Linked DNA regions of Homo sapiens: all the other regions are linked to region 2. The links are chromatin loops, found by intact Hi-C in ENCODE. Cell type or tissue: PC-3. All regions are shown on one strand. Region 1 has its middle 130 kb from the start of CACHD1. Region 2 has its middle 66 kb from the start of UBE2U. Region 3 overlaps CACHD1 (cache domain containing 1). Region 4 overlaps RAVER2 (ribonucleoprotein, PTB binding 2). Region 5 has its middle 66 kb from the start of CACHD1. Region 6 overlaps CACHD1 (cache domain containing 1). Region 7 overlaps CACHD1 (cache domain containing 1).

Region 1 (4,000 bases), 75 kb before region 2:
TGTCTTCAGCTAATTGATAATGTATGTCTAATGTTTTTCTGTTCTGGAAGAAAGGGATGTAGAGAGCAAGATGATAGAAGGGCTCTAAGATGTAGCCAGGGATTCTTGGGATCAGGGAAAAGGAGGGATGAAAAAGGAGGCCAAGGATGCTCAGGACATGCTTCGAGATGTGAACCATTCTGTCTAAGCTGGCTACGTTTTCCTTGAATGCACGGGGTGATATGAATGGTCTCAGCAGTGTCTTAGTCACAACTCCCAATGATGTGATTCACTCAGCATGATTTTCTCAAGATAAGGTGTGTGTGTGTGTGTGTGTGTGTGTGTGTGTGTGTGCAAATGCTGGCATTATGTAAAGGAGTTTTTCTCCTGGGGCTTTTTAATTGGGAGACTGCTCTGCAAACACATTTGGCAAAATCCCATGAGATGAACAAGCTACCTTTGCTCTGAGAGCTAAGGAGGGGTGGGGGTGGGAGTGGTTATTCTGGGAAGCACTACATTAACATGTTCTGGCTGCCAGGAGACTGGAAGACATTGGACAGCCCTCATCTTCATGCATTTCCCAGGGTTCAAAACTTTCACGTGGATTCTGCTTATTTGCCCCCAAAGTACTGATTCTATTGTGTTAACATTTTCTTTAATGATTCAATTTAATCAAAGTGTGGATTTTATGGGGAGGGGGACTAGCTGAGACCTTAAGCAAGTCACAATCCATTGATTCCTAGAGTAGGTCACTATGTAGATGTTGAGAGGCACTGTCTGCCTGAGACCAGAAGATGAGGAGTCATTGTTCACAAAATAATGACTTTTTAAATCCTTGTGATAATTCTGCATGCTGGGGTTCCATTAGTATAACTATTTTACAAAAAAGGAAACTAAGGCACATATAAGTAACTTTCCTTGAGTTACAGAGCTAGGAAAGTGGCAGAGCTGGGATTTGAAGCCAGCCTGGCTGCCTCCAAAGGCCACGTTCTCAATTGTTAATCTCTCCTCCAGAATCAACCTCAGCCGACTTTACCTTGAAAGGCATAAGAAGCGTAGCTACTCCCACCTGTCACCAAAGTACAGAAATTTCTGATGTAGAAACTGTTATCCAGTCTTACTACTTGAATCCCTCCAGTGATGGATGGCTCACTACCTCTCAAAGGAAACATTTAGATTGTTGGTGAATTGTAATGATTAAATAGCTTTTTATTATTTATTAATGAGTTCAAACACCCTCCTGGTAGTTTCTAACCTTGATAATAGTGATAGTACCCCTGTACTGAGCTAGTAGTATGTGCCTGGCCTTGTGCGAAGCATTATCTTTTTTTTTTTTTTTTTTTTTTTTTTGAGACAGAGTCTGGCTCTGTTGCCCAGGCTGGAGTGCAGTGGCGTGATCTCGGCTCACTGCAAGCTCCGCTTTCTGGGTTCATGCCATTCTTCTGCCTCAGCCTCCCCAGTAGCTGGGACTACAGGTGCCTGCCACCATGCCTGGAAAATTTTTTGTATTTTTAGTAGAGATGGGGTTTCACCGTGTTAGTCAGGATGGTCTTGATCTCCTGACCTCGTGATCCGCCCACCTCGGCCTCCCAAAGTGCTGGGATTACAGGCATGAGTCACTGCACCCGGCCTCGGCCTCGCTAAGCATTATCTTAATACCTTGTTTAATCATCACAACAAATTTATCTTATCTACAAATATAGGGAAGAGACTCAGAGAGGTAAAGTAATTTGGCGACAAGGAGAAAATCAGGATTAGAATCCTAGTCTGTCTGAATCCAAAATCATCCCAATAAGCAACAGTGTGTTCCAGGGGCAGAACATTTGCCTTTGGAACAATTCATTTCATTGCCTTTCATTTTTATTTACTGAGACTCTGCTGTGGGGGAAGCCTTGTGCCAGCTTTGCGGGCTCATGCAAAGATGTATACAAGGCAGTGTTTGCCAGGAGCTTCCCCTCTAAAAAGAAACATGGGTGAGTATAGTGGCCCAGCTGGATCCAGCTTCACAGAGAGTGAGCCTTTGGCTGGAGGGCAGATGGAGTGGAGCATGAAGAGACAGGTCAGCTGACCACCTCCTTTTTTATGGGTCTCGTGGACTGACCATAGACATAAGGTCATATTTCCTTTTGCTTCCTCCAAGGTGTTTTTGTTTTTTGTTTTTTTGTTTGTTTTATCAGAGTGCTACGTCTTTGGAAGAAGGAACTCTCCACCTAGCACTGCTTCTGGCCTCAGTGTCGAACCTGAGAAAGGAATGAAGGCACAAGCTGAAGCAAGCACTGGGAGGGTGGTAACTGCCTGGGGCTCTGGGAAAAGCTGCCAGGAGCTTACAGTTGAAGATAGTTATCACTACTTCTCTATAATACAATACTGTGTTCTTCAAACAGAAAGCCTATGAAACCTTTCCTGATGCCCTCAAGCAGGGTTAGTCACTTAGCATTCAGTACACACCCCTGCTGTCTGACTCACTTAAGCAGCATTGTATTATAATTGTGTTTACATACTCTTCTTCGCTAGAATGCCAGCTCTCAGGACTATGGTGTCTTACATTATAAATCTCTCCCACATCTGGAACGACATGTGGGAAATGGCTTACTAGAGCACTTATCACATGCTAATATATGTTATGCATTTTACTTATTTATTTTGTTTATTATCTGGCCCTAACTGTCTGTTTTATACACAAATGTATCCTCAGCACCTAGGACAGTAGTCAGCATAGCGTAGGTGCTCAGTAAATGTTTGTTAGATGAATGACCATTCCTGAGACTGGAGGAGGGGTGAGCGGAGAACCAAGCATCAGGAAGTGGGGTGGTTAACCCAGAGAGTGCACATTGCTGGCTAGGGAATAGCAAGCATTCTCTATAATGGTGGGTTAGTGTGTGAATTATCCTCATTCTCAATTTAATTTTGAAAGTAGCATCCGTTTAACAGTGGTCCCACAGTTGAATCAGTTGAATGATAATCCACTATTTTGATGAGCCAATGATTTAAAAACTATGCCATAAAAGCAATATCGAAAAATTTCAAATACCACCTATTTTTAAAAAAACTTCATTGAATATGTTAATGGGTTATCAAAAAAGACTTTTCCTGATTTGTTGGAATTTCATTAGAGGACTAAAGGCTAAGAACACTCTCACATCCTAGAGATGCTAGAACATCTGTGCCAGACTTGTGGAGAGGTTCTCCTGGCACCAGGTCATAACCCACCTCTAACCTTTAGAAGAGCAAGTTGAAGAGGTCATCTGGAAGGACTGTTTTGGAGACAGTTGTAGGTATGCTGATTTTTGCCTTTCCTACCTGTGGTACTTTACCCTTACATTGGACCATGTGAAAAGAGAGCCCAGAGAATCATTCAGACAACTTAATATGGGTTCCCTGGAATTTGCAGGACCCAGCAACTCTCAAGGGAGAAATCTAAAGGCTGCTAGATGTGGCAGAATGAAATACAGAAAGACCTATACTGATATACTGATAGCTGCACTTCTAGCTATGGAAAGCCAAGGGGTGTAGTTCTTATGGACTAGATAAAGGTTTCATGAAAGGACTATCCTGGGATTATTTAAAAAGGGACCTGGCTGGGGGTGGTGGCTCAAGCCTGTAATCCCAGCACTTTGGGAGGCCGATGTGGGTGGATCACTTGAGGTCAGGAGTTTGAGACGAGCCTGGTCAACATGGCAAAACCGCATCTCTACTAAAAATACAAAAAAATTAGCTGGGCATGGTGGCACACGCCTGTAGTCCCAGTCACTCGGGAGGCTGAAGCAAGAGAATCGCTTGAACCAGGGAGGCAGAGGTTGCAGTGAGCCAAGAGCACGCCATTGCACTCTAGCCTGAGTGACAGAGCAAGACTTCTTCCAAAAAAAAAAAAAGGACCTATCCCAAAAGTACCTCCTGGAGTGATAATGGGACTCAACAGAGGGGTGGACCACGCAATGGCCAGCTGGAGAAGGCAATGCAATCTCAGGGAGGCAGTGCTTGTCTTTAGAAAGGATGCCTCCAGCAGGTAATCTCCAAGGGA
Region 2 (4,000 bases):
TTCTGCAAGTGCAAAAATACAATAATGTAAAATATTATTTTTAAAAATATATAAAATTATCCTTTCTCTCACTTATCAATTATTAATGCATATTAAAATGTGGTAAAGGCTACTGTAAACTACCCATTGAATCATCAATGAATGACTAAATGAGTATGGATAAACTATATTATTAACAGAACCGACTTTTAAAAATTTTGCTACCAGTTTGGTTTCTAGCATTGAGGACACTGAGTCACCCTTTGCTCTAGAACAGAAGTAGCAGCCAGCATCACTTCCCTTCCCTCTTCTTCCCTTCCTCCTATCTTGAACAAACAGATGAAGTCTGGAACTGTATCAGCCATTTTTTTTTTTTTTTTTTTTTGTAAGACAGTCTTACTCTGTTGCCCAGGCTAGAGTGCAGTGGTGTATGATCATAACTTACTGCAACCTAGAGCTCTTGGGCTCAAGCTATCCTCCTGCCTCACCTTCCTGAGGTGCACACCACCATGCCCGGCTAACTGTAAAAAATTTTTTTAGTAGAAACAGGATCTCACTATGTTGCCTAGGTTGGTCTCAAACTCCTGGGCTCAAGCAATCCTTCTGCCTCGGTCTTCCAAGGTGCTGGGATTACAGGTGTGAGCCACTATGCCCAGCCTTCTAGCAGCCATCTTGTAATCAAGAAGCAAAAGGCATGGAGACAAAAGCCAACATCCTAAAAATGGTAGCGAGGAAAGAGAAAAAGCTTGGTCTTTGATGGCTTCATTGCCCAACTAGCTGAACCAATGCCAGCAACTGCCCACCTAAGGGCTCCTTATTTTGTGGAAAAAAAAAAGAGTCTCTACCTCTTTAATCCTCTAGTAGGTCTTTTGTTATTTGCCATGGAACGTAGGAAAAAGTTGACTCATATGACACAATATGAGAACTCAGAGTTATTTAAACAATTTTGAACACTAAAGTAATATCATCTTATTAGTAGCCCTCACTGGTGACATTGAGGTTTATTTTAGACATATTCTAAGTTAATTATTGTACATACACTTACTTAATGAGAACAATATCTTAGTTATGAAGTTTTACTTAAAAATGGATGGCAACTTGTGAACACATCTAGTATATACAATTTTCTCCTCTATAGAAAACATTTTTTTTATATCGGTGAAGGATTGTTAACATGAGCTAGTTATTGAGACATGCAAAAAGCCTCAGGAGATCAGGATGGATGTTGTAATTGTATTTGTTGAAACAGAATTCAACTTGTAAATATAATTACCCTTGGCTGTTCAAGTGATCACTTTTCATTTAGATTCCAGTCTGGTCCTTAGAACTTGAAAGTGAGATGAAGAGTCGGGGAGAGGGTTTGAACATTGAGAGGCCATAACAAAGAATGAAAAGGTCTGGGGTTGGTTAGTACAGATCGCAGAAGGGTATAGAACATTTAAAATTAGCCTTCAGATCTATTAAGGGATATTGCTCAGAAAATGAGAGCCAGCTGCACTCCATCTTTTATGATGAAAACCCCAAATCAAGTGGGCTTATACTTTTGCATCTAGGAATCAGATTAACCAAAAAGAACTCTCTTCTGGGAGGTGGTTAAATACTGGAGTTGAATATTTAGATAAGGTTTGAGATCTCACCCTCTGGAGAGAGTGGCTTAAATTTAACTCTGGGTCTCTGTATATTCTTAGTTAACTGCCAAATAACAGAGAGGCACAGGATCCCCCTTCATCTCCCAGCCAACACCATTGCTACCATCTCCTCGTTAGGGGCACCCATGGCCTGTAAGGGAGCAGCAGGGAGGCAAAGGAGGTCTAGGTGGCAGGCAGGCCCCAGAGAGCCTTCTAACTGTCAACCCCTAGGGAAGTCCCTCCCTCCCTCAGGTAGGAGAGGCAGCAGTTCTCAGTGGATGCACTGATGTCTGGAAGTCATTAAACAAAACTCAGGCTCATTCTCATCTACAAGAGGGTGGTTTCTGTGTGGTCCTGCCTGAAGCCAGTGGTGAGGACTGACTGATTTCTCCAGGTTGGCTCTATGATTTTATCAACGTGAGTAATTTGTAAGCTCTGGGCTATTTTTCTTTTAGTAAATCTTTCCTAGTACTGAGTAAACATCTTCCTTGGGAGGGAAAACAAAGTATTCCGCTCTTATAAAGTGGTCATGTGCCATACGAGCCTTTAAAAGCATAAGGAGGCTTGGTGCCTGGCTTCCAGTGAAGTGTCTCTTAAGACTGAAGTGCATGAAATAGCTAACTGGCGCCATCTGGAGGGGAAGTGGAGTCTAAACAACAACGCAAGTTTAAAAAACATTGACAATGACGTAAATGCAAAATTTTATAATATTTATTTTATTTACTTTTATTTTTATTTTATACTTTTAAGACGGAGTCCTGCTTTGTCGCCCAGTTTGGAGTGCAGTGGCGCGGTCTCTGCCCACTGCAACCTCCGCTTCCCGGGTTCAAGCGAATCTCGTGCCCCAGGCCTCCCTAGCAGCTGGGACTACAAGAATGCGCCACCACTCCCGGCTAATTCAGAACATTTTAAAAAATGAAATTCCCTGCTTCTCTCTTCTCCTCTCTTTTCAGAATCCATCCAGACTGATCACAAGGGGGCTGGGGCCTCGCGTTCCTATAGAACCTTAACTTCAGATCTGACGTCATATCCAGTGGAGGGTATGCGTCAGTTGTGGAGTTTTACTATACATGACACACTCCGTTATCAAATGGCACGATTTGGCATGCCATGTTAATCATATTTGAAATTAATCTCAGAATTACATTGTCTCAAAGTGTCATCCACTAATCATCTTCATCAGAATCAGCTGGTTTTTTTGTTTTTTTTTTTTTTGACGGAGTCTCCCTCTGTCGCCCAGGCTGGAGTGCAGTGGCGCGATCTCGGCTCACTGCAAGCTCCGCTTCCCGGGTTCACGCTATTCTGCTTCAGCCTCCCAAGTAGCTGGGACTACAGGCACCCGCCACCATGCCCGGCTAATTTTTTGTATCTTTAGTAGAGACGGGGTTTCACCGTGTTAGCCAGGATGGTCTCGATCTCCTGACCTCATGATCCGCCCGCCTCGGCCTCCCAAAGTTTTGGGATTACAGGCGTGAGCCACCACGCCTGGCCAGCTGGGGTAATTTTTAAAACTGCAGGTTTATAGACTTCAGTTCAGGCCCCCTGAATCTGAATTTCTTTCATAGTGCATGGGATCAATTAACTAAATAGAAGTAAATTTTGTTTTTTATTTGATCAAACACAAATATAGTGCTTACTATAGGCCAGGTGCTATTATTAGAACTTCATAAATATTAATGTATTGATGCATTTATTTGGTTTTTCTCAACAACCATAGAAACCTAGGTGTGTTTGTTCTGTTTTGTTTTGTTTTTTTTTTTTTTTGAGACAAGGTCTTGCTCTGTTGCCCAGAGTGGAGTGCAGTGACATGATCACAGATCACTGCAGCCTCGATCTCCCAGGCTCAAGCAATCCTCCCACCACAGCCTCCTGAGTAGCTAGGACTATGGGCATGTGCCACCAGAAAGCTCTACTACACATATCTGGTCTCTTGACACTTTCCTGGCTAGCTAAATATTTAGCTAAATATTGAACCCGGAAGGCAGATCAATAAATCTGACTGAGAAAAATGAGTGAATACTGGTGAGGCAAGCAGAGTTGGGGGTCAAAGGCAGAGACATATTTTAGAATAGGAGAGACCAAAGCACATGTGTAGGTTGAGACAATATGGCAAAAAGAGACAGAGAAAATAAAGTTATAAGAATACGAGGAGATAGGTCAAGGTTTAAGAGAAAATGGCACGTACTCTGGGATAAAACAGAAGAGAAACATTAGTAAATAGCGACATCTCATTCCTTGAATATGGAGGAAACAAGACAAGAAACTAGGCAGATGTAGGTCCATGTATAGATCCCGCTACTTGGGGTCATGTCCAGCCTCTGAAGCTTTTAATTGCTCCCCTCCTATCCCAACCTCTTTCTGACCCATTCTCTGCCTGCAAAAACTTGTGTCCA
Region 3 (4,000 bases), 320 kb before region 2:
AGTGCTGAGTTTAAAAAAAATGTTCATAAGGCCCAGATGACTTAAGAATGAAGAAGATTCAGAACTAAGACTGGAGGTCTCTTATCTGAGGTCCAACTGCTTATATTTATTATAAAGGCAGTATTAATACATATACATATGGCAAGATACAGTCCATAGGCATAAACGGTTTTAAAGCGTTTGCCTCATAGAACTACAATATCTTACAGTTTGGAAGGACTTTAGCAATAATCTTGAGCCCATTTTTCATGAACTTCAGTCACTACTACATGTCTATCACTTTCAAACATTTGGTCACATTCACTTAATGTTTTCATTTAAAATAATTCAATTTTATTTAGCTACATTTACATTAAAAAGAAACTTTGTTATTGCCAGTAGAGAAAAAAAAACTGTTGACATAGTAAATATTGAAGTAAATACTTAATCAAATTTAAAAAAATGTCTAAGTATAACCTAAAAACATCTCCTCTATAACAACCATGTGAGGTGGGTACTCTCATTATCCTCATCTCACTGATGAGGAAACTGAGGCTCAGAATAAGTGACTTCCAAAGGTCCACATATGAGTTCATGAGATTCAAAACCAAATCTCCCTAGTATTAAAAAAAAAGTTTTTAACCACATCCTTAGACTGCTTCAAAAGACTAGGAGATCTTCCTTTCCTCACCTAACTCCAACATGAAGTTGTTAAGATTCAAAATAGAGACATTTTTGGAAGGATTGGAATATAGGAAAGTGTCAGCTGGGTGCAGTCGCTCAAGTGTGGCTCAAGCCTGTAATTCCAGCACTTTGGGAGGCCAAGGTGGGTGGATCACCTGAGGTCAGAAGCTTGAGACCAGCCTGGCCAAAATGGTGAAACCCCATCTCTACTAAAAATACAAAAATTAGCCGGGCGTGGTGGCACGCCCCTGTAGTCCCAGCTTCTTGGGAGACTGAGGCGTGAGAAGCGCTTGAGCCTGGTAGATGGAGGCTGAAGTGAGCCGAGACGGTGCCATCACACTCCAGCCTGGGTGACAGAGTGAGACTCTATCTCCAAAAAAACAAAAGGAAGGCGTGAACTGAAAATGTGTTCAGCAGGCACCCCAGCTGTTAGAATATGCAGATAAAGCACTTTCTGAGGGGTTGGAACAAAGGTGGCTAGCTGAGAATTTGTACCCTTGTTCACTGCAACAACATACTACTAACTCTTTCCATTTTTAAATCTTCATTAAAAAACTGAGGAGTTCCTGTAATTTTACAAAGTGCTTGTGTTCAACCAAAGTCTAGAAAAGTATCAGCTCAGGGTTCACTCCCAAAATTCCTTCACACATTTCACTGGAAAGTGGGCTCCATTCAAAGCCAAGTAGACACAGTATAATTGAAGGGAGTCCTCACAGGCCACTTCCTGTTGCAAAAGATCTCTCTGTTGTCAGGTATCTTTAAAATTTGTTGAAGGAGGTTCATTGTATTGCTTATCTGTACATTCTCTGATTGTTCAGCTTTACCTTCAGAACTGCTTTGGTTTTCCAATATCCACCCCAAGCAGTTCTTGGCTCTGTCAACTACTCCTGGTCAGGAGAGAATACTGCATCTTCAGCATTCAGTGCAGAGGTCCCACCTCTGAAGGAGGAACATTCTCTCCTACTAATCTGCTTACTTGGTGTGTATTTTTCTAGGGGTACAGTTAAGGTCTCATGGATGTTCAACTAACTAAATGAGAAGTTCCTAAAGGACAGAAACTACATTTTATGCTTGATTGTATTAACAAAAAGGTTGACCACTGGGTTTTACCAAATTAGATGGCCTCTATCCCAGACCTGAACCCTTATCTCAACATATTCAAAATGGAAATCACTGTCTTTACTCCCAAACTTAATGCACACATGTGTGTTCTTGGCTTTTTGGCTAATATCAAGTGTAATGTATGCATGTGTGTATGTATGTCTGACCATTCTCACAAGTCAGCTTCAACAGCATGGCTGCATCTTACCATCTCATATATATGGATGTGATACAATTTTCCTAACTAATCCTCTATTGCTAGAAATTTAGAGTATTTATAATTTTCTCTATTCTAAATGGTACTGCGGTATTTTTCTTTACATGTTTATATTATATATATTTTTGTGATGTTCCTCCTAATGGCCAAATCAAGTAAGAGGCATATTTCTGAAGTTCATAAAATCATTTCCAATACAACCTATCTGGTATAGTTCTCTGCTTTGAGGAACCACAATACCTCTCTGCTATGTCACATTTTGCCCTATTAATTATGCTCAATATTTGCCACTCCACACCCAGTAACTTATACATTTCTAGAGAGTAGACACCTTCTTACTCGTTCCTATATCAATTTAAATCAATTCAGATTCCAACAAATAGTATAAAAATTAAATACAATGGCCAGGTGCTAGGGGTAATAAAAGATGAGGTGTAATTCCTGCCCAGAACAGAAGGGGAGGCCAACTCACAACAAGGTCTGATACATTAAGTTCTACACTATATAGAGATGTATGGAAATTACTATGGGAATAAAGATGAGAGAGCAATAAATTCTTCCAGGGACAAAAGGGAATAAGGAGAGGAAAGAAAGAGGTAATTGGAAGCTATGAAGAAAGGGCAATTGTTGAGTTGCTCCTTGAAACATTCATAGAAATTCACCAGGTGGGCAAGTGACTGGGTAGATTCACCAGTAGCAGCCAGCCAATTCAAGTTTCAGGTTTTTTCCCCTCTAGAGCACTAGTTCTACTTAGGAATTTATGAAGATCCCCAATGTGCTAAGCCAGGGTTTTTCAACCTTGGCACTACTGTCATTTTGGGCAAGGTAATTCTTTGTCTTGGGGAGCTGTCCTGAATGTTATAGGATGTTTAGCAGTATCCCTGGACTCTACTCACGAGATGCCAGGAGCTTTCTTCCAGCCTTTTAAGTTGTGACAACTGAAAATGCGTCCAGACATTGCCACATGTCTTTCCCTAGGAGAAAAATGCATAAATCTAGCTCTAAGAACTTCTCCTTACCTTACTATCTGTTCTTCCTGCCCTGAAAATGGTTTCTTCTTTGGGCCTAAAACCCAACTGGACCCTCATTTTATTTTTAGATAGTGGTAAGGTTGTCAAAACATTAAGTTACAGGTGCCCCACTATAAAAGATAATCTTTGATTATACCTAATATGGTTTGGCTGTGTCCCCACCTAAATCTCATCTTGAATTGTAGCTCCCATAATCCCCACATATCATGGGAAGGACCCAGTGGGAGATGATTGAATCGGTGGGTGGGTTTTCCTGTGCTGTTCTCGTGACAGTGAGTAAGTTTCACGAGATCTGACGGTTTTATAAAGGGCAGCTCCCCTGTACACACTCTTTCCTGCCACCATATAAGACGTGTCTTTGCTCCTCCTTCACTTTCCGCCATGATTGTGAGGCCTCCCCAGCCATGTGGAACTGTAAGTCCACTAAACCTCTTTTCCTTTATAAATTACCCAGTCTAAAGTATGTCTTTATTAGTGGTGTGAGAAGGAACTAATACCTAACAAAAATTGAAATGTTCACTCTGATATGAAGGTATACAAATATGCAATATTACAGCTAATACTTGTTTAGAACATTACAGTTTACAAACTACTTTCACATTTGATTTCACTGAAATGTTCACAACATCCTGGAGTATTAGTTATTGTTCTCATTCCAGAAATAAAGACAGGGTTGCTCAAAGACACCAAATATCCAAAGACCATGTGGGTATTGAGTGTTAGGGGTAGAATTCCTATCCAGACAGTCTCATTCCAAATTATATATGCTTTCCATTTAGTTTAGAGAACAACTAGTATGAGTTTCTTCAGGCCACAGACAGGGTAAGCCAGACAAAGGCACATCTTAACATCATATAAATGGAGAAATAAAATGACTTGAGGATGCCCTGCTACCTAAAAGCCCAGCAAGAAATCATAATAAGTAAAAACTTGCTTATGGAAACAAAGCATCATTTAACCACCAAAAACCATTATATCCATCCTTTGC
Region 4 (4,000 bases), 560 kb before region 2:
AAAATGTCTCCAGTCCAGCCACATGTCACTGCCTCTGTTGCTTCCAGGCTTGTCCAAGTCAGCATTTTTACTTGGATTGTACCACAGCAGCTCCCTAACTGACCCTGCTATGTTCTACATTCATTATTTAACACAGCAGCTAGGCATGTTAAACTATAAATACAGTCAATTATCCCTCTACTCAAAGCATCCCAGTGGCTTTCTATCTTAGAGTAAAAGCCAAAGTCCTTACAAGGGCCTAAAAGGTCCTAAATTGTCTGTGCCCTCTGCCTCCCCGACCCCACTGTGACATCATCTCCTATTCTCCACTTTGCTCCCTCTTCTTCTGCCCTAAAGGTTGCTTGCTGTTCCTTTAACAGACCAAGCATGTTTCTGCCTCAGTACCTTTGCACTTGCTGTTCCCTGTCCCTGGAATGTACTTTACATAGATATTCATGTGGCATACTCCCTAAAGTTCTGGTCTTTGCCCAAGAATCAGTTTTACTATGAACCCTTCCTTGACCACGTATTTAAACTCCAAGACTTCCCAGACACTCTTTAGCCTCCATCTTATTTTCTCTGCAGCGATCACTATTCCTTTTACTAATTTTTTCCCCTAAATGTAAGTTCCATTCTTATAAGGATTTTGATGTTTTGTTCATTGCCATATCCCTAGTGCCTAGAACAGTCCTGTCATATAGTAGACATTCAGTATATACTGGTTGAATGAGTAAATGAATACCTTTCAAAAAATATTTTCTAAGCATCCATTCCCAGCTCCTTCAGCAAATAGTCATGGGCCATGGTCTCTGACACTCTGACATGGAAAAACTGAACACCGTAATCTACTAGAGCCTACCAAAGCAAAGGTTAATGTGCTTCTCGCTTTGGGCACCTGCCCTCTCGTTAGAATTTCAAATTAGTTGGCTCTTTTAAATGTTGCTCACCAATCCAATCTTTTGCACACATCTACTATGAAACCCATTCTCTATGCAGTCGCTATTTTATTCTTGGATTTTAAAAAGTTAATTTTCTTTTATTAAAGCAAATCTTTTTATTTTCATGTAAATGTAGACTTTCTTTTATCCCATTGATTTCCAAGTGAATGTAGAAACAGAATGTCACAATATCATTTGTTGACTGCCAGTTTTTAATACAATGTATCTTAAGCTCAATTTTTAAGCTCATGTCAATAATTGAACTGGTGGCTAGTTTTCAAAGCCATCGTAAGAATTGGGGAAAGGGGAATCTTGACTATCCCTCAGAAGATTCCTTTGGGATATGTTAATGTCAACAGTGAATTCCATTAGGCTCATCTGCTATCAGTCCAATTAAAGATATTTATTATTGTTGTTCTTCTGAAAAGAATATAAGCATCTAGCAGGTAGCCCTTTAAATACAAAATGAAATTTGTTTTCAGAAAATTCTGCCTCAAGGACTCCTCAGTCTCACCCTTACCTTCAGCCCCACTTCACCTTTTCTAAGTCTTGTCTCTTCAGTGGAGTCAGGTATACGGAGAACCAAAATGGGACTGCACTAGTTCTCCTGAGATCTGAATCAAGCCCCTAATGTCCCTTTCTTATAGCTTCAAGTCCAGCTTTTAGATTTCAGACCTACAGAAACATGAATTAATTTTATCATTATTTCTGCATTAAACATTTTTAAATTTTTATTTAAAAATATAACTTTCTCCCATTGTTAAAAATGTTTCAAAATCAATATGCTTCATTCTGTGACATTAATGATATAATAAAATGTCTCTGTCTGATATATATACATAACAAATGTTTCCAATGTTCATATTCATATTTGCCTCTCAGCTACTTGTCTTTCTTCATATGAATAATGGTTGAGTCCTAACTTTGGATTTAACGATTCATCCCCAAAAAGGTATTGCACAGCACTAATTTTTTTTTTTTTTTTTTTTTTTTTTTGGGAGACAGGGTCTCGCTCTGTTGCCCAAGCTGGAGTGCAATGGCGGGATCTCGGCTCACTAAAGCCTCTGCCTCCCGGGCTCAAGCGATTCTCCTGCCTCAGCCTCCTGAGTATTTGGGATTACAAGCGTGCACCACCACACCCGGCTAATTTTTTGTATTTTCTGTAGAGACGGGGTTTCGCCCTGTTGGCCAAGCTGGTCTTGAATTCTTGACCTCAGGTGATCCACCCACCTCAGCCTCCCAAAGTGCTAGGATTATAAGCATGAGCCACCCCGCCCAGCCGAAATACATTTCAACAGCTTGCTTTCCTTACTTCCAGTTTTTAACCAAAATCACTTTTTAAAAGTACTTTCCAAGTTATTGTCTAGGGTTAATATATAGATAACCTGTGCTCCCATAATTGTTGTTTAAAGTAGGCTTATGTTTTAAAACATATTTTGTATGGTAGGTGTTTGTCACACGATTCGGATCTATCACGGTCCATACAAAAATCCACACAGCATTCATTACATAACACAATGTACTTTTTGGCAAGTCTGTCTGCATTATTTGACCACTGGGTGGCAGCATTAGGCTCCATATGAAAGGACCAAGCATTCATTTTCCAGGTCTTTTGTTCATTTTTCTTTCCTCTTCCCCTCATCACATCATCTCATCATATATTCTGTGGTTGATTCCCTGGAACAGGCAGTCAGCCTCCTGGCAGGGGAGATCCCTGGAATCAGGGTAACACAAGAACACACCGTGCAAGTAGATAACACTGCTGTGCTGCATGCTGGACAACTGCCACATATGGCAAGTGTTAAATGAAAAACAAAAATCAGGCCGGGCGCGGTGGCACATGCCTATAATCCTAGCACTTTGGAAGACCAAGGCAGGCAGATCACTTGAGGTCAGGAGTTCAAGACCAGCCTGGTCAATGTGGTGAAACCCTGTCTCTACTAAATATACAAAAATTAGCTGGGCATGGTGGTGGGTGCTTGTAATTCGAGCTACTCGGGACGCTGAGGCAGGAGAATCACTTGAACCCAGGAGGTGGAGGTTGCAGTGAGCTGAGATTGCATCACTGCCCTCCAGCCTGGATGACAGAGCAAGACGCTGTCTCAAAAAAAAAAAAAAAAAAAAAATCACAACTTACACAGTCATATCAAACAGCTGAAAAACCTCTTACATTTTTCTTTACATTATTGGGACTATGTCAAACTGGAAAGGTGCTTAAGATATATTTTTACCTATTTTAATTAAAAGGGGAAGGGTGAAATGTTTTGTCTTTGACTGATTATAATTAGATGTTAGATTTAGGTGTTTAATAGACATTTAATAAATGGGCTCAAAAGCTTCTCTTTTAAGGTAGACTTCTCCCAACCATTTGACATAGAAGGACCTCAGAATCTGAAATTTCAAACTCAATTTGTACATTCATATTGACAGGATTACATAGCTGACTATAATGCTATTAATAACTGCTAGAGTGTATACTACAAATTTTTAAATAATTTATTTCTGATTTAAGTTTTCCCAATCATAGTTCAAATATTCAAGACATGCAGTTTTTGAGAAAATTCACAGCTCAATGGCAATTCTAATTAATTATTACAACTGACTAGAGAAATGGAAGGGGTAGTCCATTTAAAACTGATTTCTAATTAGACCTAGATCTTGAAAAACTGATCTGATCTGTTTGCTCATAACTAACTACTTTTAGGATCTCTAAAACACTAAATGAAAATGCTATTCTCTGTTTAGTACAGTTGAAGCTTAATTTCTAAAGAGTCCAAAATTTGTTGATTCACAAGGTTCACCAACTTACGAACAACTATCACCACAATTGAATTCTAGAGTATTTTTATCACTCTCCCCTCCCCAAAAAAATCCTGTTAATCATACTCCCCAACTCCTCCTTCCTCCAGCCCCCAATAACCACTATCTACTTACATTCTCTATGGATTTGCCTATTCTGGATATTTCATATAAATGGAATATCATATGTGGACTTTTTGTCTGGCTTATTTCATTTAGCATAATGTTCACAAGGTTCACCAATGTTGTAGCATGGATCAGTACTCCATTCCTTTCTAGTGAAT
Region 5 (4,000 bases), 130 kb before region 2:
AAATAATTAATTAGAACTGCTTCTTCAGGATTGATGACTTTGGGCAGGGCTTAGCCTGACTTTTTGTTAAGTACCGCGGGGTTTCCTGATTCCTTAGTCCATGTTGAAAACTCATTCATTCTTTTGTTATTCACTCAACAAATATTTTTTGAGAATTTATTTTATGACAAGTACTGGGTAAGTAACTGGAAATAAAACAGACATGGCCTCTCCCCTTTGGAGTTTAGAATTGAAGCTTCATGGTGTGAATTTGACATTGAGAGATGAATAAGCTTTGGCTAAGTGAGAAGGAAGAAGGCGAGTCAATCCATGAAGGGTAGTAGCTGGCAACTGCTCTTGACTCAGAGACAAGGGTCATGTGTGGATACACCCAGGGGAAGATAGAGACAGTATGTATAAATCAGCCAACCTGTAACAGGACAGTTTGGAAGAGCCTATGGTCCTGGCTTGAAGATGCATGTTCTTGTAGAGGATGGAGTGAGTCTAAGGAACAAACACAGGCTTGGGTGGACAAGAAGAGCTGTCTCTGAGGGTGTTTCTGGAATTTGGTTCCCTTCAGCCTGGGGAATTCATATTCCTTAAAAATATGATCTACAATGTACTCTAAGTCCTTTGTAGACACACTCATCCAGGTAGATGAAAATAAGCACTGAGATATCTTTCTGATGCCTGTGTGTGATAGTACCTGTCTCAATTGATAAATAACCTTGACAATTTTATAAGACATTTAGGTGTTCTTGTCTCATGATGTCACTAAATGAAGGTCTTATTATCTCCCTTCAACCCTCCCCACACACATACATGTGCTCACACACGTAGACATGCACACGCTTACATACACACATACACATGCACACACATGCTCTCCCCAAGAAGCTGAAGTTATTTGGCTGGTCTGAAGTCAGGTATTTACTTACCTTTCATTAAATTGATTGACAAGGAATTTGAAACGTGACCTTGGGGAAAGAATACGGGTTATCCCAACTGAACCTTCAACAAAATCATGCCAAATTTGCCTCAGGGAACAAAGGAGTTCTGCAAAATAGGCTAAGTCAGGCATATTTTCTCGACATCAGAATATCATGCACAATCATCTCAGCAGCAAAACTCAGAGTCACATGAAGAACCCAGTGTGTGTGGTCCAGAATATTAACAATACATTTTAATTTGAAGGCACTTCTGCCTGCAGGGCTCTGGGCACTTTAACAGAAAAATAACTAAAAACAAAAGAAGATCAAATAAAATGACAGACTGATCATAATCTCTGGTCTACAAGCAGAGAGCTGCCATGACTCTTAATTACACGTAAATAAGCAAGGTTTATGGAGTGTTGTGTAGCAGATAAAAATGTTAAAAATATAGGAAGAACAAGTTTTCACCAACTCTGTTGTTTGTTGGTGAAAATGACTCCAGGAAACCCACTAACTAATGCAGTATAACCTGCAAACCATAGGGAACTCAAAAGAACCCAAACAATAACATTGAGGCTTAGCACTCATGGTGCACTCCTTCTGTGGCTAGGTTGACCTTTTATGTGGCAAGAGAAATCCTTCCAATATTTTGTGGTCCTGGCAACCTCCAGTAGTCAATGTTACAATATAGCTGTGGGCAAAGCCACAGGTGAAGGTCAAGGACAGGGCTAGGACAAGCATTTACAGAGAGGCTGGAAAGTATGCATGGGGAGAAGGAAGCAAGAGGGCAGATGAGGGTAGGTGGAGAGGAATGGGAGTGTAATGTTTGGAGCAGGAAGCAGAGTTCTTCCAAAACATGATGCAGGATTGAAGTCTTACAGCCAGAAAGAAAATAGTTTCTTGGAAATAATGGCATCCACCAAAAGGCCAAGGCAAAGAACCCAATGGAGATAATAAGTCATGAAGGTTGAAGCCAAGGGGGTGAGTGAAGCCATGAGGAGTAGATTCCAGGAACAGGGCTGGGTTGGAGCTGTCTTAGGAGACCCAGTGGAGGAACAGGCAGGGAGGTCTGTGCTTGCTCACAGTGGTCAGACAAAACACTTTGTGGCAAGGAACATCTCTTTCAGACGGGGACAGAGATATTTCAGCTGACAAATGAGAAATTAACACCAGATGGCTCCAAAAGACATGCTTCTCACATCTTGCTGATTTTTTCTACCTTAGGAGGAAGAAAGTTGAGCAGTAAGGTAATGTCTACCCTCTAAACAAGGCTTCAAGTCTGTTTCATGAAGCACATCTTGTAATATGCTCAACAACAAGTATTCTGTGGTCAAATTCGTTTTAAAAATGCAACATACACAACTTTGTAATTTGCAATGCACATTAGTATATCAAAAGTTCTGAGAAGTCCTGCAGTAAAGAGACCTATTTAACTTGGTTAACCTTGTTTAATGCAGTGTTTCTCAAAATTGCTTGACCACAGAACATTCTTCTTCCATAACACCTGTTAATTTCCTGAGGGATCCTTGTTCTGAGCAGCACACTTTGAGAAATGTTTTTCTAGAACTTGTATTCTTTTTTTTTTTCTAGAACTTTTGGTCCTGTGGACTCAAGGCAAACCCTATCTTGATCCAACTCCAGGGAAATCACAGGAAACACTTGCTTTTGTTGTATAAATGAATTATCCTCAGGTGCTCACACAACACTTCCAGAGAAAGCCCTTGTTACTTATTTATTTAAAATAACTATTTACAAAAAAGGATTTGAAGTGGCGTGTGTGTGTGGTGAGTTGTCATCTGAGTCTGGAGAGTGGTGGTCAGCACAGTCATTCAGTTTCATTGATTTATGTTTCAGAAGCAGTAATGACATGAGTGGTCATGATAAACCAGGCAGTGGGTGCCACATACTCGGAGGATGAGATACATCATTCTCTAACTCTGGCCATTAATCACAGGGGAATGTGGCAATGTGGTGGTTGCTTATACAAAGTGAACAGAATTTCTGATTCCAAATTCGTCAAACTCAGCCTCTGAAAATGGTGATCAAGTTTTTGGAGTCTGACCATCCCTGCATTGCAAATAACTGCCACACATGTCTGCAATTGCTGTGACTGTAGGGAACCAGCAGTTCCTAAAGCTTTTTGTGTGCTGGGAATCGGCCTCAACACACAATTTTTTAAGTAAAGAAAAGCAGTCAATATGGGATTTTGGGCAAGGCTTCAGGTCCCTTGGCATATGTGACACTATCCTGCAGACTTTTCAATAGCAGCATTCTGTGTTTGAAGCAGATTACTCAGGTTGCTGTTGAGGGCCACATGCCCCCTCCATCTTCTGCCTCCGCAGGGAGAAGCTCTACTTAGTGGACAAAGGGTATTTTACATGACCCACCTCTTGCTCAGAATGAGGGTGCCTTTGCGTGCGGGACTGAGGGACTGATGATGAGTGTGTCTTTTCCAGAGTGGGCCAGGGTGACCTGAGGGTGGCTCATGAGCTGGCTCAGGCATAAGCCTTGGCCCTATGACAGAACAATGCCTGGTTACTTGTAACTTCCTTTCTGGAGCCTTTACTCCCAATTATATTTAGATAGAAGTGGGTTTTTTTTTTTTTTTTTGTAATGCGACTGAAGGTTGTAAAGGGGAGAGACAGTCTTTCAGCATAAAAACAAGGGTAGCTATGCTAGCAAGAGGTTAGCCTCAGGATAAGAGGCCTTTACAGATTTTTTGGAAAAGATATTTCAAATAAGACCAAGTCATTATGAGGAATACTTTCCTGCCATTTCTTCCAGATCTCCTCAGGTCCTCACCTTCATTTTTCTATATTAATCAGCAGCTCCTGAAAGAGGAGATGACTCAGAGGCCGAACACCAGAGGAGGCAGGATTTTGGTGGAAAGGGGCTGGAATTAAAAGGACTGAGAAACTACGGAAGGTCTAAAGTAGAGAGGCTGAAGGATAGGGTGGATGGAGAAGGCCCCATGCTGACTGAAGGTGCTGTGATCTAAGAACACAGATGTGATCAAGCAGCTCAAAGACATGGGGCAAAGAGGTTTCCTGGTGTTGAAACTGCTTGAGAAAGTGTTGAAAGGTAAATTG
Region 6 (4,000 bases), 220 kb before region 2:
CTACTGAATGTACTCATTTTACTACAGGCAAAACCAGCCTGAGGATAAACTGACAGCCAGGGGGTGACAGAGCCAAGAGAGTAAGAGAAAAAAATGGAACCAGCCAGAGGGATCCTTCTAAGCAAAAGCCAACTCCCTTGCTCTTGTGCCTAAAACCCTCCAGTGGCTTCCCATTTCAGCCAGAACAAAATCCAAACTTGTTCTCCACAGTGATCCTATCCTCGCTCATCTTCCTTTATTCCCACCTTTCTTCAGTGCCTTCTTTCAGCCCTTCACACACACTGATCTCCTTCCCTCCACAGGTCTCTGTATGCTTTATTCCTTACTCCAGGTCCTCCTAGGCTGCTACCAATCATCATTCATGCCTCCACTCAAATATCAGCACCCCCAAGAAGCCTTCTTTGAACTCCATGTTAACCTACTTTATGTCCTTCACAGAACTGGTCAGGGTCCAACATTACATGTACTTAGCATTTACATGTTTAAATATTTATCTCCCTCTTATAAGAATGTAAGCTCCTTAAAGGCAGGGACTCTGTTCTATCCATCAGTGTGCTCCCAGCTCCCAAAGCTGTGCTTGTGCATAACAGAAGTTCAATCTACAGTTTCTTGCAGATTGACTAACTAAACCCAAGATTCTACACAGGCCACATTGACCCAAAAATCCTAAATAATGCTTTGTTTTTAGCTGAAAACAAGAACTGCAAAACTCACAGCTCTCTTGAAGATTTCTATACACCCTGGATTACACTTTATTATTTCTAATCCTGGATGTCATTATTATTTAAATAATAAAAGCAAATTTCCTTTGAGAACAATGTCACTCGAAAGAAAATCAATTTGTAGTAGCAGAACTTAGTCCACATCCGGAAGATAAAAAACACATCTGAATACGTGTGTGTGTGTATGTGTGTGTGTGTATGTGTATGTGTGTGTGTGTGTGTGTGTGTATGTGTGTGTGTGTGTGTGCGCGCGCTCTCAAAACTTGACAATAAATGAATATGTGAAAACTTTTTTGGTTATGGAAATGTTATAAAACCAGATAGTGGTGCTCATTGCATAATGCTACAAATTTAATAAAAATCATTAAATTATTTAAAAATCGATAATAAACAGCCCAATTTAAAATTAGCAAAGGTTTTGATATTTCACCAAAAAAGATATACTAATGGCAAATAGGCACATGAAAAAATGCTCAGCATCATTGTTCATTAGAGAAATATTCACTAAAACAACAATGAGATACCATTTCACACATTTTACAATGACTTATATTAAAATGACAGATTCTACCAAGTTGTGGTGAGGCTGTGGAGCAACCAGGACTTTCATACATTGCTGGTGGGAATACAAACTAATATAGCCCCTTTGGAAAATAGACTGGCAGTTTCTTATAAAGTTTAACATACACTTAACATATGGCACAGTAATCCCACCCCTAGAAATATGAAAACTTACATTCAACCCAAAACTACTATTAAACCCTGAATGTTTAATAGTAGATTTGAAACATCAAAAAACTCCCAGCCTAGGCAACATGGTGAAACCCTATCTCTACAAAAAATACAAAAATTAGCCAGGCATGATGGTGCATGTCTGTGGTCACAGCCACTCAAGAGGCTGAGATGGGAGGATCACTTGAGTCCAGGAGGTGGAGGCTACAGTGAGCTGTGATCATGCTACTGCACTCCAGCCTGGGTGACAGAGCAAGACCCTGTCTCAAAACAAAACAAAACAAAAAACTACAAAAACTCAAATGTTCTTTAATTAGTGAATGGGTAAGCAAACTGTGGCATATCTGTACAACAGAATGGTACTCAGCAATAAATAGGAATTAACTACTGATACATACAACATGGATGAATCTCAAATGCACTGTGTTAAATGAAAGATGCCAGACTCAAAATGCACACCATAATGTTTCCATTTATCCTCTTCTGGAAAAGGCAAAACTATAGATATGGAGAATATATCGATGGTTTCCAGGAGTTTCAGGTGGGGAAAGGACTGACTATAAAGGAGCAGCATCAGATAATTTTGGGGGGTGATGATACTGTTGTATATCTTGACTGTGGTGTTGGTTACATGACTGCATTTTCAAAATTCATGAAACTTCAACAAAAAGTGTATATTTTCACTCCCATTAGGATAGCTACTGTAAAACAAATAAACCAAACAAACAAAAAACAAGTATTGGTAAGGAGGGGAAGAAATTAGAACCCTTGTGCATTGCTGGTGGGAAAGTAAAATGGTACACCCACTATGGAAAACAGTACGGCAGTTTCTCGGACAAACAGAATTACCATATGATCTAGCAATTTCATTTCTGGGCACATGCTCAAAAGAACTGAAAGCAGACCCAAACAGATATTTGTACACTCATGTTTGTAGTAGCATTATTCACAGTAGCCAAAAGGTGGAAGCAAGCCAAGTGTCCATTGATGGATGAATGGATAAACAAAATGTGGCACATATACACAATGGAATATTATTCAGCCTTAGAAAGAAAGGAAATTCTGACACATGCTACGCATGGATGAACCTTGAAGACATTATGCCAAGTGAAGTCAGTCACAGAAGGACAAATGTTGTTTAATTCCACTTTTATGAGGTACCTAGAGTAGCCAAATTCAGAGAGATAGAAAGTAGAACAGTGATTGCCAGGAACTGGCGAGAGGGAGGAATGGGGCATTATTGTTCAATGGTACAGAGTTTGGGAAGATGAAAAAGTTCTAGAGATGGATGGTGATGATGGTTACACGACAATATGAAAAGTATTTAATGCCACAGAACTGTACACTTTTGGCCACGCCTAAAAGAGCTACTGGGAAATATACCTGAATTGAAGAGGAATAAGAACCCAAATTCCTCCCTTCACATCACCCTTCTGCTTGTATGCTGTCAGCCGCCTGGCTTTCTTTCAGTTCTTAAACTACACCAAGGTCCTGTCTCTCAAGACCTCTACAAAGCCTCTTCCTTCTGTTGGAATGCTAGACCCCCTAAACCGCTCCCCTGGTTGGCTCCTCCTCCTTCTGCCAAGTCCCCTCCCAACCTCTCCGTTGATTGGTTCCTCCTTCTACTAGGCCCCCAGCCCCTCCCCTGATTGGCTCCTCCTTTCCATCACTGCTTCAGATTCCCTTTTAGAGTTGTCGCTCCCGCTAACCCTTGTCCAATAATGATTTATGGGGTACTTCTAAGTGCCAAGCACCATTCTACAGGAATATAGCATTGAACAATACAGTGCTTACCTGTGAGAGGTTAGGGGGCATGACGAACACTAAAAGAAACAGGGTAGGAAACAATGAGGAAGGGCAAGGGACGGTGCTGTTTCAAAGAGGGTTGGCAAGGATACTTCTTGCTGTTCCCAAGCAAGAGGAGCAGCAAGTTCAAAGGTTCTGGGTCAGGAATGTGCTTGGAGTGCTGAAAGAACAGAGTTATATGCAAGGGGGGGGGGGAAGGTAAAAGATAAGGTCACAAAGGTGGCAGGGGCCAGATCACATACAGCTGTGAAGGCCACCAGTAATTCAGGATTTTACTGAGTCAGATGAGAACCTTTAGGGAGTTTTAAGCAGAGGTATGACATCTGACTTGCATTTCTAAAAGATCTCCTTGGCACTTTTTTTTTTTTTTTTTTTTTTGGTAGAGACAGGGTCTCACCATGTTGCCTACACTGGTCTTGAACTCCTGGCCTCAAGGGGTCCTGCCACCTCGGCCTCCCAAAGTGCTGGGATTACCAAAGTGAGCCACCACACCCAGCCCAGCCTGCCCTTGGTACTCTTTCTAAAGGCCCCATGTTTCCTTCAAAACATTACTCAAAATTTACAATGTATATTTATAAGATTATTTGTTTAATGTCTATTTCCCCTAGCAGGCTGCATATTTCATAAGAGTAGGAACCAAGTCTCTTTGTGACAACATAAACTCAAATCCAAGCATAATACCTGGCACATAGTCTGTGTTCAATAAAGATTTGTGAAATGAATTAACTAATGAAGTCTAA
Region 7 (4,000 bases), 410 kb before region 2:
TGGGGGGCACAGTAGGGTTTGTCCAGGTGAGTCTTTCCATCACTGTCCACCATGCACCATTCACAATCCAGCACCCCAAAACAGTCCCTGCCAGAAAAACAATACTTAGTCTTCTATAAAGCAGTGTGGGGCAGGGGACAGCACTTAAGTGTGGGCATCAGACAGTTCTCAGGATCTCCATTACTTACTAGTGCTGTGAATTTCTTGAGCTTTAGTTTCCTTTCCTTATAAAATGAGAATAGCAATAGACTGCCAGGGAAATAACTGTTTTATGCCTCTTAACAACTTGGAAAGGAGAGAAATAAAACTGCTCTCTGTGAATTAAATAATGACATCCACACATCATGGGGCTATTCAAAATCATCTTACAAGACCAAACAGAAATGACCCCAATGTTTGTTAGACTCTGGCTTAACATCCCCCAAGTGTGGGGTCATTTAAAAAAATAAAAAAAAAAGTCCAATAAGTTTGGAAATACTTGGCCAGTCACCACAGGTTTCCTCACTGCCAATTTCTCAGAGCCTTTAGTGTATTACATGCATTGTGACTGTCTCAAGAGAATATATGCAGTGTCAGCATTTCCCAAACTTAATTGACTTGGGGCTACTGTATAACATCCCAAATTAATCAGTTTGATGCCACAATTCCTTTGCTAAAATACACACGCAAAGCAGAGTAAGCTATCCCTCTAAACACTGTTTAATAAAATGGCAAGCTACAGCTACAATAAGCTAAAAACCAACTCCCCTTTACTTAGTCTACCACAGCCACTATTTCCATAATGTCTAGTCCCAAACTCCTAATCCCACCTGAGGAGTGGGGAGAGAGCGGGGAACATGTAGTTTTTAGTTCTCAAAACTATCATGAAGCAGATGTGTTTCCTAAGAAAGGAAAATAAATGAGCTTCAAAATATCACACCTAGAGCCTTGACCACTGGGTTCTGCTTCTGGACCTCAGGGGTTCCTCCTCCCTTGCCCTGCTGCTTCATGCCATGGCCCCTCACAAGTCTTTTATTTCAAGAAAAACTCCCATTCACAGATGAGGCTACTAACATATGGTACACACGCTAAATACGGGTAATAAGTGGGAACGAGACAACATTTAATCTGGTGGGTAAAGGCTTATGGAAATCAGTTTCAGATCTGAAAAACTGACATACCTTTTTAAAACACGAAGAGTAGGAATAATAAATATTAGCTGGAAAACCTCAATTCTTTACTAGATTCTGCTTACCCACTTTCCAGCCTCTGACTGCACCTGCTGTTGACACACTGGTGAAGAGCATCTTGCAGGCCAGGGTCAATAGCTGTGTATGTCACCGGCTCCTGGTGGACCTCGCAGCTGGGGTTTCTGTGCAGGAGGTAAGTCTGGAGGTTAAGACGACCACCGCCCACATTCCAAACTCATGCTCCTGGTCCTTAACAGCAGTCAGACAGATTTGGGTTTGAATCCTGGCTTTGCCACTTAGTGTGTAACCTTGTATCAATCACTTAACAACTCTGAGCTTCAATTTACTTATCTTTATATACAGTAGAAGTAATACAAATAACCTAGGCAACATGATGAAACCTCATCTCTACGAAAAGTACTACTACAGCAACAAAATTTAGACAGGCTTGGGAATCACATGCCTGCAGTCCCAGCTACGAGGGAGGTAGAAAGGTGGGAGGATTGCTTGAGCTTTGGAGGTAGAGGTTGCAGTGAGCCATGATCGCGCCACTGCACTCCATCCTGAGCAACAGAGTGAGACCATGTCTCAACAAACAATTATACACACACAATACAAACACACATGACACTCTTAATTTCTAGAGAAGGGGTTTATTACAATTTATTTTCCTGGTGTTAAAATCTGTCACTGATATAAATAATGCTGTAGAACACATCATACGTGTGTAAAAAACACTTGCATATTTATCACAGGGTTAATTAGAACACTAAGTGACTTAATGTGCATAACGTACTCAACACATGGTAGACACTTAGTAAATGCTTGAAACATTCTCACATTTTTTTGTATGTAGCACATACACTCTTAATACTTTTACAGCAGTTAAATTTAAACCTTGAAACAGGCATCATTTTATGGCACTACGGAGCTTGAATTCTGGCTCACTGAACAGTTAGTTCTATCATTAGAATGAATCATCTTTATACGCCCTAACTCAAAACAAATCTATAAGAGACTCACAGTATTACATATGTATTATTATTATTATTATTATTATTATTATTATTATTATTATTATTAATTATTTTACCGGTTCTCTGCATTGGTGAGGTTGCCAGTGCACTCATTGACCTCTAGAGGGCACTCACAAGGACATTCACATTCATTTTGTTCCATTCTGAAAAGCAAAAAGAAAGTTACTATGCAGAAGGTCAATGGCAAACTGTAAGTTGTACATGTGCTGGGGAAGCAAAATAATGAAGCTCTGAGCTAGTTTAAAAGAATAGTAAAAAAGAAGTTACAGCCAAAGGTTAAATACATAAATGGCCTTAATCCATTGTTCTTTGGACAAGGATGCTGCAAACGGCACAGCTCTAAGTGGCTTTGTAACTGTGACTTTTCTTCAGGACACACACCAGCACTTTCTGTTTATTTTGCACTTCAAAATGCCTGACATCAGTTGAAATATTAAACAGTGTGGTGAACACAGAATATGACCCATTGCATTTTTACCGGTGACAGTTGAGACAGAGTCGGTCCACCATGCTGCAGGCACAGAAGGCAAGAGAGTCGCAGGTTTCGTTGACAATGCCAACAAACGCGTTGGTTCCTGGGATCCTTGCTAATCTGTATTTGGAACAGTGGCTGCCATGCACAAGGTTCGTCAAATCCCCCTACAGAACAATCAAGGTATCAGAAATGACAGACAGCAATGCAAAGACTCAGCCCTACCTTGGTGAAAACAACTCTTCAACTACCTACGAAAAATAGCTTAAAATAAAATGTTTCTGATTACAAAAGTCACTGTTAAAAAATATATAGTCACTGTTAAAAATTTAGAAAATAAAAATTATTCATAATCAGAGATATCTCCCATTGAACAGCTGTGTATATATTATGAATTCTTTTATCTGTGCTTATACAAATGTAACTTTTATAACTGTTATTAAAATCTGTTTTTTCTTAACACATAACAATATACCAGGAAAATGAATACTTCAAGAAGCAATAAAAGACAATTTTCAGGGAAGGAATAGTTTAAAATTTATTCACATGCAAACCTAGTTAACCACAAATTGTGCATTCCCCTTTCTTTGGGTGATGAACCTTTTTCCTTTTATAATAATAAAATTATTTAAAAATCAAACCTAACAGGCAAATTTCTGCTTCTAGAATATTTAAATAATCCAACTAAAACAAGTATCCCTTTTCTTCATTCCATAACAAGAAAATGTGATAGCAAGTTTCTTGAATTGCCAATTTTGTTTATCATATTAGAAAATCAAAGATTCCAAAGTGGTATTGTAGAGTTGCATGTAATCATTTTTCTGCATGTGTGTCAGATACACTAGGCAAATTATTTCACCTCAAGCTTGTTTCATGCCATTCACCCTGTATATATGCTTGGTGAGGATTAGCTTAGTTCTGAGAATCATAGCACTCAATGGGTTTTTAGAGGTCTACATGAATTTCTAACTGTCTGGAAGACACCCACCTCTAGAACATAAGCAGTAACATAGGCTTGGAGTCCTGACAGCCCCAATACCCAGGAATGCTCTAATTCCATTTGGGGATAACTTGGGCCAATAAATTATTCGAATTTGCCTTTTGAGAAGTATCTACCTGAGTATCCTGGCATTGTGTGCTGAAGACTCCAGAAATCATTGCATAAATAATAGAAGATACACAGAATAAGTCAGACTTTCCTATGACAACCTTACTTGGCAGTCTCATTTGTCAATGTCTCCTTTAAAAACAGTGCTTCTCAAAATGGTATGGGGTCTGAACAGGGTAATAATGACTTCCCTTGCTTTGAACACACCATTCTA

The links. Peaks named below come from ENCODE experiments on the same cell type or tissue, not always from the same donor. Only the 100,000 strongest peaks of a DNase experiment are listed, where the experiment ranks them.
Region 1: a loop joins it to region 2, with 9 times the contacts of the local background. A loop is called at or near these places in 4 of 110 quality-filtered maps.
Region 3: a loop joins it to region 2, with 6 times the contacts of the local background. A loop is called at or near these places in 8 of 110 quality-filtered maps.
Region 4: it touches region 2 in a loop (11-fold over the local background); 82 of 110 quality-filtered maps call a loop at or near these places.
Region 5: a loop joins it to region 2, with 11 times the contacts of the local background. A loop is called at or near these places in 3 of 110 quality-filtered maps.
Region 6: it touches region 2 in a loop (6-fold over the local background); 31 of 110 quality-filtered maps call a loop at or near these places.
Region 7: a loop joins it to region 2, with 14 times the contacts of the local background. A loop is called at or near these places in 84 of 110 quality-filtered maps.

What each region holds. Positions count from the first base shown.
Region 1 is chr1:64,342,017-64,346,016 of GRCh38, reverse strand. No RefSeq gene overlaps it. Among named protein-coding and RNA genes, the nearest start is that of CACHD1, 130 kb to the left of the region's middle. In PC-3, no CTCF peak of the experiment used is centred here; DNase peaks (open chromatin) are centred at 336, 2,276 and 2,716; H3K4me3 peaks cover 1,322 bases; H3K27ac peaks cover 3,507 bases.
Region 2 is chr1:64,267,484-64,271,483 of GRCh38, reverse strand. No RefSeq gene overlaps it. Among named protein-coding and RNA genes, the nearest start is that of UBE2U, 66 kb to the right of the region's middle. In PC-3, a CTCF peak has its summit at 2,225 (motif pointing left); a DNase peak (open chromatin) is centred at 2,203; H3K4me3 peaks cover 592 bases; H3K27ac peaks cover 569 bases.
Region 3 is chr1:64,583,118-64,587,117 of GRCh38, reverse strand. All of the region lies in intron 3 of CACHD1 (cache domain containing 1), which reads right to left. Among named protein-coding and RNA genes, the nearest start is that of MIR4794, 5.3 kb to the right of the region's middle. In PC-3, a CTCF peak has its summit at 2,439; no DNase peak of the experiment used is centred here.
Region 4 is chr1:64,822,846-64,826,845 of GRCh38, reverse strand. The region is part of intron 11 of RAVER2 (ribonucleoprotein, PTB binding 2); the gene reads right to left. Among named protein-coding and RNA genes, the nearest start is that of RAVER2, 80 kb to the right of the region's middle. In PC-3, a CTCF peak has its summit at 2,468 (motif pointing right); a DNase peak (open chromatin) is centred at 2,475.
Region 5 is chr1:64,402,352-64,406,351 of GRCh38, reverse strand. No RefSeq gene overlaps it. Among named protein-coding and RNA genes, the nearest start is that of CACHD1, 66 kb to the left of the region's middle. RefSeq lists an enhancer at 2,369-3,568. In PC-3, no CTCF peak of the experiment used is centred here; no DNase peak of the experiment used is centred here.
Region 6 is chr1:64,483,320-64,487,319 of GRCh38, reverse strand. All of the region lies in intron 1 of CACHD1 (cache domain containing 1), which reads right to left. Among named protein-coding and RNA genes, the nearest start is that of CACHD1, 15 kb to the right of the region's middle. In PC-3, a CTCF peak has its summit at 51; a DNase peak (open chromatin) is centred at 2,439; H3K4me3 peaks cover 387 bases; H3K27ac peaks cover 986 bases.
Region 7 is chr1:64,674,246-64,678,245 of GRCh38, reverse strand. CACHD1 (cache domain containing 1) reads right to left here. Exons shown (of 27, transcript NM_020925.4): 20 at 2,685-2,845; 21 at 2,263-2,349; 22 at 1,235-1,351; 23 at 1-87. Among named protein-coding and RNA genes, the nearest start is that of RAVER2, 69 kb to the left of the region's middle. In PC-3, a CTCF peak has its summit at 2,383; no DNase peak of the experiment used is centred here.